Linked DNA regions of Mus musculus: region 1 is linked to region 2. Evidence: chromatin loops called from intact Hi-C (ENCODE). Cell type or tissue: heart. All regions are shown on one strand. Each heading gives the region's core, and the rest is flanking DNA. Links, peaks and the distances in the headings are about the cores only. Region 1 has its middle 22 kb from the start of Slc9a3. Region 2 overlaps Slc9a3 (solute carrier family 9 (sodium/hydrogen exchanger), member 3).

Region 1 (2,816 bases), core at 201-2,700, 63 kb before region 2:
TTGCTATTTTGAGTTTTTGTTCTTGATTTTTAGATCATTGACTTAGTGTGTGTGTGTGTGTGTGTGAATGTGTATATATATATATATATATATATATATATATGTATATATATATATATATATATATGAACTTGTATGGAAGCCAGAAGTAATTCTCTCTCTCTCTCTCTCTCTCTCTCTCTCTCTCTCTCTCTCTCTCTCTCTCTCTCTCTCTCTCTCTCTCTCTCTCTATCTCAGTGTTTGAGGCAGGGTCTCTCAGTGAACCTGGAGATCACTAATTGGCTGGACTGGCTCGTCAGTGAGCTCCAAAGCTGACTCAACCTGAACTCCTGAGTGCTGGGATTACAGGTTCATGCCAGTACAACCTGCTTTCATGTAGGTGCTGAAGATCTGAGCTGAACTACTCATGCCTGCCAAGGCAAGGGATTTACTAAATGAGCCATCTCCCGGATTCCTAGATTTTGGCTCTTTTGAGACACAGTCTTGCTTTGTAGTCCTGGCTGGCCTCAGACTCACTGTATAGTCCAGGCTAACCTCAGACTTGTGGCAATACTCATTCTTCTGACTCCTAGGTGTTGGGATTACAGGAATATGCCAGCATATTAGCCATACCATTTGTTTGAGTCAGAATCAACTATAGCCACAAGTCAGATTTTATGCTCCCCCATGGTCCTGCATGGGTACACACCTAGGAGCCATGCTTAGTCAAACTTGGCCTTTCCCACACATAATTACCTTATATCAAACTGGTAATATAAAAGGATTTGCCCCTGATCACACAGTTCTGTGTGTGTGCAAACCTCTATCGTTGGTGGTGGGCAGTTTTGGAGGGAACTTTAGGGATTCACACCTAAAGGTCAGATTCAGGAGCCTTGTAGTCAGGGATTGTTTCGGAATGGCTGGTCATCTGGGCAGTAGATCTCGCCTCTGTTCCCCAAGCAGATCGGGGATGCAAGCTCTCCCAGAAGCACTACCAGTTCACTCTCCTTGAGGGAAGCAGCATTTCCCTAAGGGTCTCATTTTCTAGGGGTAAGCCACCAACTTCCCCAGCTGCTGCGAATTAGGTAAGACAGGGTCCCTGAAGGCAGAACCCAGTTGCCATACTTGCCCTGTGCCAACAGGAATTGTTGTGCTGATTATTCACGAAATGGCAGTGTGTGGAGGCAGTGTTGTCCCCGGCGGTGCGTTCCACTCATAGAAGTGCAAGGTCACCCAGTGAGATAGCCACACCTCATCTCAGAGCCCACTCCAGTATTTGACTTCTGTAACCTCCCAGGCACCCTAGAAGAGGCTGGGTGCTGAGTTTCGTTTCTATTTATAGTTATCTTGTTCTATGTTGAGGATAATTTTATAACCTGATTGAAATTCCTCTGGGAAGTAGGTAGGGGTGTACACCCTAAATAGATAAGGTGCCCTGTGATTTGGTGAAAGGCAATATTCGTTTATTTCCCCTGTCGTAAAAATGCTCTACAATCTGAGTGAAGCAAGAGTTGACAACCTGGGAGATGCCCCAGAAGGGAGGTGAAGGCAGCACTCGATGATTTGCATATAAAACTCAAAATGGGAGGAGAGTTTATAGGGAGAGTAGAGCAAGGCTAGATACCCCTGCTGCCTGGTTTCCTGTTCTTCCTGTCTTCTTTTGGTGTGTCTAGCCAGTTTCTGCTCAGCCATGTGAAGAATGGACTGGAATCTCAGGGTGAAGGATGCTCAGAGGGCAGCATCCACCTCCCCAGCTGAAGCTCTTACTAATTACCATCGGGCTTAGTCTGTGGTTTCTTTTCCAGAGCCCAGTCTCCTCTTTCCATAATGGAGTCTTCTCCTCCTAGATAAGTAGAGTAGGAGAAAATATGTGAAGACTGGACCTTGCACGAGGACAGGAATGATTGGACGTTTATTCTGGCAAGGGTCACTGGAGCTGCATAGCACTGGGCTGTGGAAGTCACTTTTTTTTTTTTAAATGTAAGAACTAATATAAAGTTCCTCACTCGCCTACATTTTATTTAACAGCTTTACTGAGGGTCAATTGACATACAATCAACCCTATAAAGAATCAATTCTATGTTCTGACATGTGTCTCTACTGGAGAAAATACCACCATAAACAAGATAAGAGATTTTTCCATCACCCATAGGTCCTTGTGTCCCTGAAGTTCCCTCCCTGTTCATGACCCATCTTAGCACAGCCAACCTGGCTCACCCTGAAGGGATAGCCAGTTTTCATCTTCTAGAACTCTTACAGAATTATACACCGTGACTTTTAACCTTTTGTCTTTCTGCCTTCACTCAGAAGAGCTGTTCTGAGACTCAGTTCTGATCTGAGGCACAGCCTTAGTCATGTTCACAGGCTAGTTGTATCCCATTATATAAGTGAACCATAACCTTTCATTATGGTGCTCACTTGAGTTCTTTCCAACTTTGTCATTACTTTAGCCATCCTCACTTTCTTTGATTATGACCAACACAATGTGGTTTTTCTCCAAGACTTTAGTTTTAGCTTAACTTTTTTATTTATACTTAAAAGTTGTGTTTGTTTTTTGTTTTGTTTTGTTATGTTATGTTTTTTAAGAAATAGATAACTGGACCTTAGATGCCCCCACCTCCAATCTGAAACACTTTTAAAAATCATTTTAATTGTAGTGTTTAGACCATTTATATTTAATGTGATTGTGAAAGGTAGAACTTAAACAGGCTATTTTTGTTTTCTATTTGTTCCATCCATTCTTTGTTCTCTTTTGTTTAGTTTTCCCTTTTCTCTATGATTTCATTTTACTTCCTTTGGGGGTTTAGTTTTATTTGTTGTCTTAGAATCTCTGGCAC
Region 2 (2,816 bases), core at 86-2,585:
AGTACCTGTTTTGAGATAATTCCCTGGAGTCCACCTGAGGCTGCAGAGTTCACTTGAGCAACACATCCTAGGCAAGAATGTCTTGGGAGTTGGAAAAATGCCTACTGCTGTCTTAATCTTGGCCCTGTCCTCACAGCACTTGGAAGGTCAGATGGACACTTGGAAACCTGTCCATTTTGTTACCTAAAAAAAAAAAAAGAAATGGCACTGCCAGTCACTGCCAACAATAGAAGAATGCAAAGGATGAGACCTGAGGTGGCATGATGACCTTTCACTTTAAAACTCACTTTCAGGTTGTTACAATAAATAAAATCCAGGAGGGAAAAAAAAAAGGATGGTTCTATGTTAACTAGTTAGTTCTAGCTGCCCTGGAACTCACTTTGTAGACCAGGCTGGCCTCAGACTCAGAAATCTACCTGCCTCTGCCTTCCGAGTGCTGGGATTAAAGGCAAAAAAGGATGGTTCTATGTTGACTAGCTCTGGCAGGCACTTGCCTCTTCTGACCTTGTTCTAATCTACATGGGGCAGACAGACCCAGACTCTCAGTGCTGATGTGATCTTTTGTCCCCCAGGTGGTCCAATTTTGACCGGAAGTTCCTCAGCAAAGTCCTCATGAGAAGATCTGCTCAAAAATCTCGAGATCGGATCCTGAATGTTTTCCATGAGCTGAATTTGAAGGATGCTATCAGCTATGTGGCTGAGGTACTAGAATATCCTGTTTATCCCTCTGCTGAAGTTGAGGGCTAAAGTAAAACATCAGATGCGGTCTAGGGCATAGGCAGAGGGCAGTGATGTGTGACCCTTGTGTGCTATGTTTGAGTGGCTCACCACAAATGTTCTTGTGAATTGTGGAGTTGTACTCTAGGAATAGGGCATGTCAGAGTTCCCTGTCACTCAAGAACCAGAGGCATAGGTACAGTGACTATCTAGATGCTGTGGTTTTGGTAGAAACCAAATCCTCCTGATCATGGAGACTAGGCTCTAGAGGAGTATGAATGCCTTATTTTCCCTAAAAAGAATGAAAGACGTTGGGAAATGGGTAATGGGCCCAGGTCCTCTACCTATTCACACATATATACTGTACTCAGAAACAAGTTGGTAGATATTTTCTAATGGCTGATGACCTTAAGGAGCAGCCTCACATGTACATACATACACAAAGGCATGGCTGATACATGCACACCCAAATGTATAGTAATGCTTACATTTACAAATATGAACACACACATACCCAGGTACATGTAAACGAATACATACATATATACATACATACATACATACATAGTCATAAATACATGTATGCATAGAAACAACATAGACATATATGTTGTACATATTCATATTAAATCCTTCAATGACATACATGTGACTGTCTTGTGGCCAGTTCATCCATGACCCACCCACTCCTGTCTGGGCTCCATGACATCCTTTATTAATAGACATAAGTCCCAATTAAGCACCATATGACCCCATGACCATTGCCACTCAGAGACTCTGATGGGGACAAAAATTACCTCCCCAACCTTCAAGCTGGGGTGGTATACCCTAGATATTTTTGTGTCCTTTAAGAGATTCTGTTTTTACCTACTGTTTTTTGTTTTTTGTTTGTTTGTTTGTTTTTTCTGCTCAACCTTTAGCTCTACTCCTCTCAAGTGAGACTTTGATGACTTTTGCTTGGACCCAACTCCAGCTCTTACTCTGTATCTTGGCCCTCGTTGAGCTGCAAAGTGTCTAGGGACATTGCACGGGGTCCCAGGAAGGCTGATCTTCCTTGAGCTTCATCTCTGCCTGCCCGAGTCCACAGGCCCTTCAGCTTGGTCACAGGATCTTTCGACATGGCAGGTGCCACCTAAGGGACATCCTTGAGTGCTAATGAGTCTATGTTCTCCTTGTAGGGAGAGCGCCGTGGGTCCCTGGCCTTCATTCGCTCCCCAAGTACGGACAATATGGTCAATGTGGACTTCAACACACCCCGCCCATCTACTGTGGAGGCGTCTGTCTCATATTTCTTGTATGTGACCAGTTCATAAACTCCCCTGGTAAAGTGTACCCCTAAAAAGCATCTCTCTTATGACCATTAAGCCTACTAGTTCCTCCTACAGGGCCTAAGGCAACTGAGTAAGGAAAGTATAAGTTGACCAGGATAGGAGAAGGGTACAGAAAGATGCCTGCATCCCCATCTGTGAAAGCACACCTTTATTCAGCAGTCAGCAGGACTGTGAAGCACTGAGATTAGAGAGAAGGAAAAAGGCAGGAAGGGTTAGCAGCAGATGCCTGGCGTGTTTAGAAGTTCATGTCCTTTAGCCCTGAGCAGCTAATTGTCAGTTTTTATGATGGTGGCTATTCTAGCACTTATGAGAGGCTGTGGGCCTCAGGAGTCATAGTTGGGCTGTAGAGGGGGACTGGTGGCACTGGGGTTCAACTTTACACAGAAATCTAGAAGGTATTCTGGGAAACCATCCAAGCAGTCCTGAGGCAGGAAGGGACTATGAAGTACCTAAGCAGGGCAGGTGACTTCTGTGTAGCTGCTCCCCTGGGCTCAGTGTTGGTTCCTGCAGGAGGGAAAATGTCAGTGCTGTATGCCTGGACATGCAGTCCTTGGAACAGAGGCGGAGGAGCATCCGTGACACCGAGGACATGGTCACCCACCACACACTGCAACAGTACCTGTACAAGCCTCGGCAGGAGGTGGGTACCATGAGATGAGACACCCAGAGCCCTCCTATCCCACAGGGTAAGCCTTTGTCATCCCCTCATGTGATGTGGCTGGTGAAACCCAGCCACACACCTACAGCAGTGTCTGCCTTCTTCTCAGA

The links. Hi-C counts contacts between places; a loop is a spot of excess contacts. Peaks named below come from ENCODE experiments on the same cell type or tissue, not always from the same donor. Only the 100,000 strongest peaks of a DNase experiment are listed, where the experiment ranks them.
Region 1: a loop joins it to region 2, with 1.9 times the contacts of the local background. A loop is called at or near these places in 6 of 42 quality-filtered maps.

Annotation. Positions count from the first base shown.
Region 1 is chr13:74,097,907-74,100,722 of GRCm38, forward strand. It overlaps a transcript of Slc9a3 not described here. Among named protein-coding and RNA genes, the nearest start is that of Slc9a3, 22 kb to the right of the region's middle. In heart, for the core only: no CTCF peak of the experiment used is centred there; a DNase peak (open chromatin) is centred at 1,205.
Region 2 is chr13:74,161,125-74,163,940 of GRCm38, forward strand. Slc9a3 (solute carrier family 9 (sodium/hydrogen exchanger), member 3) reads left to right here. Exons shown (of 16, transcript NM_001081060.2): 10 at 573-702; 11 at 1,896-2,011; 12 at 2,559-2,688. Among named protein-coding and RNA genes, the nearest start is that of Gm41003, 40 kb to the left of the region's middle. In heart, for the core only: no CTCF peak of the experiment used is centred there; no DNase peak of the experiment used is centred there.